Linked DNA regions of Homo sapiens: region 2 is linked to region 1. A link is a contact called in ENCODE Hi-C or POLR2A ChIA-PET data. All regions are on one chromosome and are shown on one strand. The core of a region is the stretch at or near the end of the contact, and the rest is flanking DNA. Distances in the headings are between cores, read along the strand shown.

The links. Hi-C counts contacts between places; a loop is a spot of excess contacts on that map. ChIA-PET counts read pairs that join two places held with the same protein, here RNA polymerase II (POLR2A). Pooled maps may share reads with other maps.
Region 2: a map of endothelial cell of hepatic sinusoid shows a loop between it and region 1 (8-fold over the local background). The contact joins two enhancer-like sites. A Hi-C loop is called at or near these places in 1 of 168 maps with a recorded cell type or tissue (endothelial cell of hepatic sinusoid) and 3 of 50 pooled maps. POLR2A ChIA-PET finds 5 or more read pairs at or near these places in 1 of 52 experiments (PC-9).

The regions. Positions count from the first base shown.
Region 1 is chr2:42,826,406-42,831,477 of GRCh38, forward strand. It overlaps the pseudogene CHORDC1P1. Among named protein-coding and RNA genes, the nearest start is that of TRI-TAT2-1, 18 kb to the left of the region's middle. Within about 2 kb of position 2,231, at least 7 of the 41 ENCODE cell types and tissues checked have a DNase peak (open chromatin) inside an H3K27ac peak, as active enhancers do.
Region 2 is chr2:43,385,061-43,390,132 of GRCh38, forward strand. The region is part of intron 29 of THADA (THADA armadillo repeat containing); the gene reads right to left. Among named protein-coding and RNA genes, the nearest start is that of LINC01126, 160 kb to the left of the region's middle. Within about 2 kb of position 2,916, at least 3 of the 41 ENCODE cell types and tissues checked have a DNase peak (open chromatin) inside an H3K27ac peak, as active enhancers do.

The sequences.
Region 1 (5,072 bases), core at 981-3,480:
TCTCATAGTGATCTCAATCTTTGTTGCAGTCATAGTTACATAACTTCACTTTACATCAGTCACACCCCATAATTTCACATTTTGATGAAATCCCTTCTCTCCTTCAAATCCAATGTGCACATTTAACAACGTGCTATTTACTTCTACTCGGCTAAGTTCTGGAAGTGAATTTTTAGCATATACTGAAATGGTAACTTCACCTTCAGTCTGATGCCAGTCCTCTCTACGTGGAACATTTTCCCCAGCATCCTTTTTAGCCCATATGTGTTTCCCTGTTGAACAGCCCTCTTGGGCTAAGAATGTATTAAAATCAGAAGTTTTTCTTCTACAACAGCTCCAGTATTTCATCCCCTCATGGAAAATAGGTACTCCAGAATGATACACACAGACTTCTTCTAGACTCTCTAGACCCCGATATGTCTTTGAACACCCTCCATTCTTACATGAGGTCCCAATCTTAATTTCATCAGTCTTGTTGCTCTCTTTTTGTTTTTTTTTTTTTTTTCTGGTGGAGTCTTGCTCTGTTGCCAGGCTGGAGTGCAGTGGTGCAATCTTGGCTCACTGCAACCTCTGCCTCCCAGGTTCAAGCAATTCCCATGCCTCAGCCTCCCAAGTAGCTGGGACTACAGGTGTGCACCACCACGCCCGGCTAATATTTTGTATTTTTAATAGAGACGGGGTTTCACCATGTTGGCCAGGATGGTCTTGATCTTCTGACCTTGTGATCCGCCCGCCTCGGCCTCCCAAAGTGATGGGATTACAGGCGTGAGCCACCACGCTTGGCCTCTTCTTCTTTCTTATCTTCTTCATTCCCTGATGACAGTTTAAGTTTATCAGGTGAGGCAGATATTTTTAATTCCAAATTTGTCATTGGTGCATCTGGGCTTGGCCTTTTGATTGCTTCTACTGGCTTCGGGGCTTGAATGATGTGTTCCTGAAATTTGGGTTTCAATTCAGATAGTTCTTTCTTCTCAGTAGTCTTTACTTCAGGTTTGACTGGCTCATGTGGCTTCTCACTATTATGTCTACCTTTTGTACAGCCTACAATGCTTAAGAAATCAGAAAAATCAATTGTTCTTCTCTTATATCAAGACCAATCCTTAATGCATCGTGAAAGACTGGAACACCTGGGTGGCATATGCAAGCATCATCGGAATTGATCTCAGGATCGAAGCGCTGACCGCAGCCCCGGTTGTAGCACAGCAAGGCCATTTTCTTTTCCCACCGTCACAGGCAAGGCCCAAACACCGGGAACGGCAAGAGGGTGCATTTGCCACTCCCGTGTCGCTAGCACCGGCCTTGACAGTGGACTATTACAAGGATTTCTGTGGGCCCGCTCTGAGCCGCCGTTTCTGGCCGTGCAGACGGACTTCTACCACACGGTGGCGCTGCGGCTCTGCCATAGAAGGCTCCTCTCGGTCCAGGAGACAGGCAGGGCCGGCCACAGGACCAGCCTCCGACAGCGATTTCATCCGCACCCTGCGGGGCAACGTGGGGGCCTATCCGTAGCTTTCAGCGTTTCCTGGACCCTACCAGGACAAGAATCGCGGGGAGAGGTGCGAAGAAGGTCTGGAGAGGAGGAGGCTTGGGACAATGCAGAGTCCTGGAAGTGAGGCTGACCGCTGACCGCTGTCAGGAGGGACATGGACCGCTGCCGGGGAATCATGGGATTTCCCACCGGCCCAGTCATCTCCCACGTCGGGAAAAGGGAAGAGCTGCTTCCCCATGGCGTGTGCGCGTGGGAAGGGTCTCGGGCAGAGAAGAGGCACTTTTTCTGTCCTCCAGGCTGTTTCCGCCAAATGAAGACCTGGGCTGGAAGAGCCAGGAACAAAGAGGAGAGTCGAGTGCTGAGCACCCAGCGGGAGAGGATGCAGCCCGGTCATCTCACACCTGCTGACCACACAACATCGTCTGCGAGTTCCCCCCACCTACTTCGCCTGCAGCTGCCATTTGGGAAGATGACTCTTGCCTCTTTCACCGTCTGTTTTTTAGATTAGGACTCACGGGCCTAGGGCAGGAGTCAGCTCTTCCAGATCTTTATCGAAAAGTAACATCACACTTGTGCCCAGGGGTTCGAGACCAGCCTGGGCAACAGGACAAACCCCCTTCTCTACAAAAAAACCCACAAAATCTGTGTGGAAGGTGTGTGAACCCTTGGGAAACAGAGTTGCTGTACACGTGTATCAGGCCCTGAGCCAGCTGCAGGGTGGGCATTACTGCTTGGTGCCCTCCGCCCTCACTCTTCCTCCCTGGATGTTGAGGATGGCCCCGTAAACCTTGTTCATAGGGGTCCCTCGTTTTCTGAGACACCTCATCTGAGCACTGACGAGGGGACACAACTCTTGGCTGGGAAGCAGGAGACTGAGCATTGCCTTCAAGCCATCCCCACACATGTGACCTCAGTCAGCATTCTGCCCTTTCATGGGTGTCAGTTGTCTCGTCCATAAAATGGGATGATGTTCTTGTTCCAGCCGGCATACTGGATGACTAAATGAGGGAACAGGTAAGAAGCTGCATTGGAAAAAGGTACCATTCAGCTGCAAGACATCCTTGTGCAGTTCCCCCAGGGCTAATGGGGTTTGGTTGCCCACCTTTGCTGTGTCTCTTCGTGGCGCCAGCAGGTGGCAGCATTGCCTTTGCATGTGCCGGCTCCACCTCTGGCCTCTCCCAGACATGCAGCGTGTAGGGCAGGGGACCATTCTTCACCCAATTCATTTCAGGGGTCATGGGAAGGAGGGATCTGAAATGCCCTGAATGGGAAGGGCCTGGAAAGAAAATGAAAATCTCATTCCTCCCCTCAAAGAAACACAGATAAGCCAGGAGAGCAGGATCTGGTGCATGAGCCCAAGAGGGCTAATGTGACCACTTAGGCTGAAGGGGGACCTTACCTCTCTCTGCCACAACGGTGTCCCCCACCACCTGGAGGAGGGAACTGGGGATCCAGAAGGCTTGGGTCCTTGTCTTTGGTTGGAAAAGTCAGCCAGCATTGCAGTGGGGCAGCAGGAATTCCTCTATTTTTGTGTGTGCAACAGAGTTGAAAACTTAATTCACTCTATAATTTATTTGTGCAAAAAAAAGGTAATTTCCTTATTTATGAGTCTATAATGAATCTGGCCTTTCTTCCAACCCCTGCCTGATGATAAGCGAGAAAAACAATGAAATTTTCAACTTGATTTGAACATCCTGGGGCCAGAGAGTTTAGCCGGTCTTGTTAAGTGATCTTATTAATTTCTCTTGGATAAAATGCTTAGTTCTCAGACTGCTTTGCCCAGCTTCTCCCACTGTGGTGCTGTTGGGGTTTTGTAGACAGTCAAGGGCAGCTTGTGTGGCATCTGGTAGGAGGCATGAGTTGGGATCCTGGGGTGTGGTGTCCTCTAGACCCAGCAAGGTCCCCTGTCCCTCCTGGCCACTGATCATACTAGAAGCTGAGTTTATGAAACTCATGGTCCAGTCCCTCCTGATCTGACTAGAGCCCATGTGGCGCCCCTGGCTGGCCAGCCCTCCTGCACCTGGGCCCCTCCTCCCCACCAAGTCTCCTAGCTGTGCCACCATGGCCCCAGTAGGGCTGCTGGCTCACAGGAATGGAAGTTGGCTTTGAAAGCTGAACTTTAGTGGTGCCTCTCCCTTACCGGGGAGCCCTGGTGCTGGAGGCAGAGGCCGAGTTGGTTTGCAGCTGCCTGGGATGCCACTTCTTCCCAGAGTTCCAATGTGAGTTGGGGACAAGGGCTTCTTTCTCTCAGGGAGGGGTGAGTGGGCCAGTGCTTGGCTCTGCTTGTTATCCTTCTAATCCCCTTCGTACCATCCCCTGGGCAGGAAGGAGGGGACCAACACTCTTCCTCTTCTTGCTCAGTCATCCATTACATAAAATTCCAGGGCCACACCCAAGGAGAGGGATGAGGGAATCCAGGAAACATGCTCTCAAAAGAATAGCCTGCTTTAGAAGACTTTTGATCTGCAGCATAATCCTATTTTGCATGTCAAATACCAAACATTACCACATTTTTTCTTCTGTGCATTCTGTCTATATCAAACATTAATCCTGGTCTCTCTTTAAGCAGAGATGCATGCCTCAGGCCAATGAAGATGAAGATCATGTACCCATCAAGGCAAAAGAGAAAAGCACTGCACTCCAACCCGGGCAACAGAATTATTATTATTATTTTTTAAGAGATAGGATATCATTCTATTGCTCAGGCTGGAGTACAGTCGTGCGATCATAGCTCACTGTAATCTTGAACACGTGGACTCAAGTGCTCCTCCTACCTCAGCCTCTAGGTAGCTGGGACTAGGGGTGTGTGCCACCACACCTGGCTAATTTTTCTATTTTTTTTTCAATAGATGGGGTCTTGCTGTGCTGCCCAGGCTGGTCTTGAACTCCTGAGCTCAAGCAATCCCCTTGCCTCAGCTTCCCAAAGTATGGGGATTACAGGCGTGAGCCATTGTGCCTGGCCCAAAATTTTTCAAATATCATCCTTTTAAGCTTCAAATGTTACCAACATTGGCGAATGCAACCAGAGGAGACATAACACATAAAACATGGGGGGTTTATCCACAAGGAGAATTCACTATCTTGCTGGTGTTAGGATCTGTCCTTCCAGGGAGGATACGCCATGAGTCAGAAGTAGATGCCACTCAGCAAAAAAAAAAGAAAAAAGAAAAAAAAAATCACACCCCTATGTAAAGATGGCGTGGCCCAGTTGGAACCCCTGCAGAGCTCAAGGACTCTCAAAAGGAGGCTCTTAGCCTGGGGCCAAGGCAAGACCAATTCATAGGATGAAAGGAAGGCTGTGATTGGTGGGCTCTTGTCCAGGCTCCTCATTTGTCCTTTCCTACTGGAGGAAATGTGACATGGGCAATTCAAGCCAATAGGGAACCTGGGGAAGGGGCTGGTGGTGGGTTTCATTCACTGCTTTCCCTCACGTGACTCCCTCAGGAAGGGGGTCTTACTGGGCAGGGCTGAGGCAGATGGCCACACTTACAGGTACTCACTGGCACATGTGGCTGGATGTGGGGGTGGGGTGGGGTAAATAACCATAGCTACCTCATGTAGTTGTTGCAAGGATGAAATTACT
Region 2 (5,072 bases), core at 1,666-4,165, 560 kb after region 1:
AACCTGGGAGGCAGAGTTTGCAGTGAGCCAACATCTCACTACTGCTCTCTAGCCCGGGCGACAAAGTGAGACTCTGTCTCAAAAAACACAAAAAACAAAAACAAAAAAACCCACAAAAAAACAAAAAACAATTTGGTAATTGGACAAGTAAATGTCTCACATATTTGAAAAAATCAGTTATAAAGCAGGAAACTGAAACTGCATTTCAGAAACAAGTTAGATATAAAAATGACTATACATCCTGTAATCTAAGAAGAAAGGGCAAGCTGGGTGCGGTGGCTCATGCCTGTAATCCCAGCACTTTGGGAGGCCGAGGCAGGCGGATCACGAGGTCAGGAGATCGAGACCATCCTGGCTAACATGGTGAAACCCCGTCTCTACTAAAAATACAAAAAAATTAGCCGGGTGTGGTGGCGGATGCCTGCAGTCCCAGTTACTCGGAAGTCTGAGGCAGGAGAATGGCGTGAACCCGGAAGGCGGAGCTTGCCGTGAGCGGAGATCAAGCCACTGCACTCCAGCCTGGGCAACAGAGCGAGACTCCGTCTCAAAAAAAAAAAAAAAAAAAAAAAAGAAGAAGGGGCAAGCATAAAGTCTATCTGCTATAAATGGACTAAAATTTACATGTAAAACTCATCTGTCTAAAGATTTTTTTAAAGGCTTAAGAAGTTAATAAGAAAAAAGTGTCAAACAGCACATGTAAGATGTTAATTATACTGATCTCTTTGAAGATTAACAAAGGTGATAGAATTTGCTGGCACTTGTAAACTCTTCGAAATCACAACTTTTAAAAAACCTCTTAAATCCATTTGATATTAAAAAAAAAAAACTCCAAACAAATAATCTTAGACCTTTTTAGAAATATGATTCTCAGGAAGCTAATGAAAAATGTCCCCCTCACCAGAAATTTTACTTTATAAAGATTAAAAAGGCATCCCAAATAGGAAAATGACCAAGATTCTAAATACCTATTCCATATGAACATGGGCCCATCAGTAAAACATCTGATATCTGATGCCCATACATACCTCAACAACTGCTTCAGAGTGGTACCAGTTCAAGACTATAACACACAACCCACTAATTAATAAGGAAAAAAAAAGTGGAGGATGAAGCAGGAAGGCAACAATTGGCCAAAAAGGTGAACATTTGCAAGTACAAATTCATACCTCAATTAATAATCCCATTCACTTGATGTAGAAAAGGCACAAAATATGCATGCTATTGACAGTAACAAGAGAAATTCAAGTAAGATTTAACTTATGTTTTTTTTTTCAAACATATGCCTTTGTCCAAAACAGAGAGCCTTCATTTTAATATAATAGATGTAGTTTTCCTTTTTTTCCCCAAATAGACAAAGAAAAACATGTATAAGAATTATTTGACAATTTCTAAAAGCAATAATAAGGATATGCTTTTAAAGGTCTTATTTGTATGCATCATACTACTTTGAGAGTCAAGTGACAGATTTACTACTGACTTTCTAGACATTTACATATATGAGGCATGTATAATATTTAAGGTCCTTTAAAAAATAATATTAACATAATTACGGGCTGGGCACAGTGGCTCACGCCTGTAATCCTAGCACTTTAGGAGGCTGAGACGGGTAGATTACCTGAGGTTGGGGGTTCAAGACCAGCCTGGCCAACATGGTGAAACCCCATCTCTACTAAAACATACAAAAAATTAGCCAGGTGCCAGTGGCGCGTGCCTGTAATTCCAGCTACTCGGGAGGCTGAGGCAGGAGAATTTGCTTGAACCCGGGAGGCAGAGGTTGCAGTGAGCCGAGAGCATGCCACTGCACTCTCGCCTGGGCTACAGAGTGAGATTTCCTCTCAAAAAAAAAAAAAAAAAGCATAATTACTATCTCCGTCATGTATGTTCAGTACCCGTTAGATTTATCCACGAGTTTCCTTTCTGAGGTCTGAATCTGGGAATATGGACAAAGCTTTATGCTTAACTCAAAGAAAACATTTTTATGTTCTGGGTTAAGTTTTCAGTAGAACCTCTGTTTTTAGAGAAGATTCATTCACACAGCCTCTTGTCCCCCACCCAAGAGAGGATCAATGAAACAGACAGCAACTGTACCTAGCAATTCATCAGTGTTTCAAGTAAAGAAGTGAGAAAATTTTAATTATGTGTCATTTTCCGAAGCTTCCTTAGGTAAACAGAAACTAGAATGTTATGCTCTCTGACTCTGAGGAGGGCAGAATTCAGTTTCAACTATACATTATGAAAGTGGATGAGAGGCAGGTTGGAACAAGGACATGAAGCAAGCTATAAGAAGCTAGGATTTTAAAAGTGAGCTGGCTTATATGTTCATAACACTTTTCCAGTAGAAAGACAGAAAGAGAGGAAGGAAAGTGCCTCCTTAGTGACTCCAGTCTGAGTTTTGTATCCCCCTACCTTTTCATTAATGCCTATGCACAGCTCACTGTAGTATGCTGAGCCACAACTTCTGCCCGGGTCAGGAATGGTTTCTTTGGTGGTTGCTGGTATTTAAGAGCTGTATCACACCTTGTCCCACAGGATGATGGGGAAAATCCATAGGTACCATGGAACAAAGGTTCTCAACTAGGGGCAATTTTGCCCCCGCCTCCGCCCCCTGCCTCCCTAGGGGACATAGGGAAATGTCTAGAGACATTTTTGGTTGTTGTTGTCACAAATGAAGGAGGGGTGCTACCAAACACACCACATTGCACAACGCACACACCCACAACAAAGAATGTCAAGAGTGCCGAGGCTGAGAAGCCCTGCCACAAAAGCAAAGGGTGAAGTGGGTAGCAATACAGAGAAATGCAAGAATGTCATGAACAACAATATGGTCTAAAATAGGAAAAGAGTTTTATTACTTATTTAAACTTTCCTTTAAGCCTGTGTGTCAATTTTACTTCAGGCATCTGGGGTGGCTGCCAAATTGGCTATACTCAACCACAGTGCTTTTAAATGGTCAGCTGTGTCCTTAGTAACTCAAATACGTTGGGTGCCATAAATATATCTAAGAGCTATAGCACAAGTACATAAACGTGCAATCTCAAATATGCTATCCCAATAAAAACAAAGGTCTTACTTTTGGCCTATTCCATTTGCATATACTAAAAACAAATAACAACAAATAATACTATTTTTATTGGTTGGGAACCACCAAACAAATCCCTTCACATTATGGGACCACATACCATCAGATATTTTACAGGGATTCTAGGAAATGACAAAAGCCTGACAGTGTACCCACGGTGAGATGTTTTGTTGTGTTGCATAATTTTTAAAGTATATTCAGAATTATCGTCAGTCATATGAAGTCTCAGACAGTAAGAGTGGAATGGCTCGCAGGGGATGGAAAGCATATCTTCCAAGATGAAAAAAAAACTTGGAATGTGCTAGATTAATCTATCTAGGAGGATCCTGTATCTCCTTTCACTTTATGAACTTCAAATTTCTCCCTTCCCATGATAAAAGAGTCCTTTGTCTCAGACAGTGTGAGACACTGATTCCTCAAGTTTCCAGTGGGATCTGAGGGAGAGGATGTAATTCAAAACAAAACAGGTGCAAGGAATAACAACCTGATAGGCAAGAACTCTGCCCTTAAAAATTTGAGCTAATCTCAGCTCTTATAATCTTTAACATGATCTACAGGAAGGCAGAGAACACAGTGACTGACCGGAGGAACCTCTCTGTGAAATATGATAACACATAAAGTCAAAATTGCTGAAAATGGACTTATTTGTCTCATGCACTCACACATCAATAGGAATCCTCATGTTTTACAGTATTATTTCAATGTACAACATTAATTTTTTTAAACACATTTTTCTTTAGCTCAAGGTCTTTTACTCACCATCTACACCAGTGATTCTTACATTTTTAATCATAACCCCCTCACCCCCCGCCCGTAGCAGTGGTGGTGGCAGTAGCAGCAAGTATTAATAATAGCAACTAACATTTACTGAGCATTTACTATATACCAGAGACCTTGCTACCCACTTCCCGCATATTAACTCATTTAATCTTCGCAGCCACCCTATGAGGTCATTTTATTTTCCCATTTACAGAAGAAGTGGAGGCACAGAAATTAAGTAACTCACCCAAAATAACACAGCTAGTAAGCAGCAGAGCTAGGATCCAGAGGGAGACAAGCTGGCTCCAGAGTCCACTCTTACCTACTACCTGAAAGGACCTTTCTGAGCACATGCTCCCAGCTTTTGTGTACTTATTAACTTAGAAATTATATATTATTCTATTAATACATTATGTACATTACATATCAAATGTAAAATAATAGCTAAAAGCCAGGTACACCTGTAGTCCCATCTACTCTGGAGGCTGAGGCAGGGGGACCACTTGAGCCTAGGAGCTCAAGGCCAGCCTATGCACCATAGCGATACCCTAGTCTCTAACAATAACCATAATAATAATAAAACAGGATGCGATAAAAGAAATAACACACTAACGTATTCTTCCACATATATTATTGTCTTGCAAACCCCACTTTGAAGGCTACAGGCCTACAGAGCCCAAACTGCTTGGCCCGGCATTTGTGGTCTCTCACATGCTGACCTGCACCCACCCTGCCATTCACACATCCTCTCTCCTTGACACAACAGGCTGGTTTACTCACTGCCTCCTGCAAACACTTTCTGATGCCCTCCTCCATGCCTGGGCTCATACCATGTCCCTTGCCTCAAAAACAGAAAGCTAGTTTCAAGGTTTATCCCAAGGCCCAATGTTCCCCTGAAGCCTTCTCTCATGTCTCCAGTCCATCCTGGTCTTGCCTCTCAGATGTGTGATCTCGGCCACATGCTTGGTGCACATAACATGTAGCCACGTATTTCTGTGTAATTGTCTGCAGTGTCAATGGTTTATTTTCCAGGTAGCTCATAAGCTTCTTGAGAGCAGAGAATATGCTATAAATTTTCTTTGTATCCTCCACAGTACCTGACATAGTATGTACTTAACTTCTCAATAAATATTTGCTAAGCAGAAGAATAAACATTCTCCACATTTACTCTACATCTCTAAGGCCCAGGTCCAGAGGGTTAAGGTAAAGGTCATACCAGAAAGCAGAGGAAGTA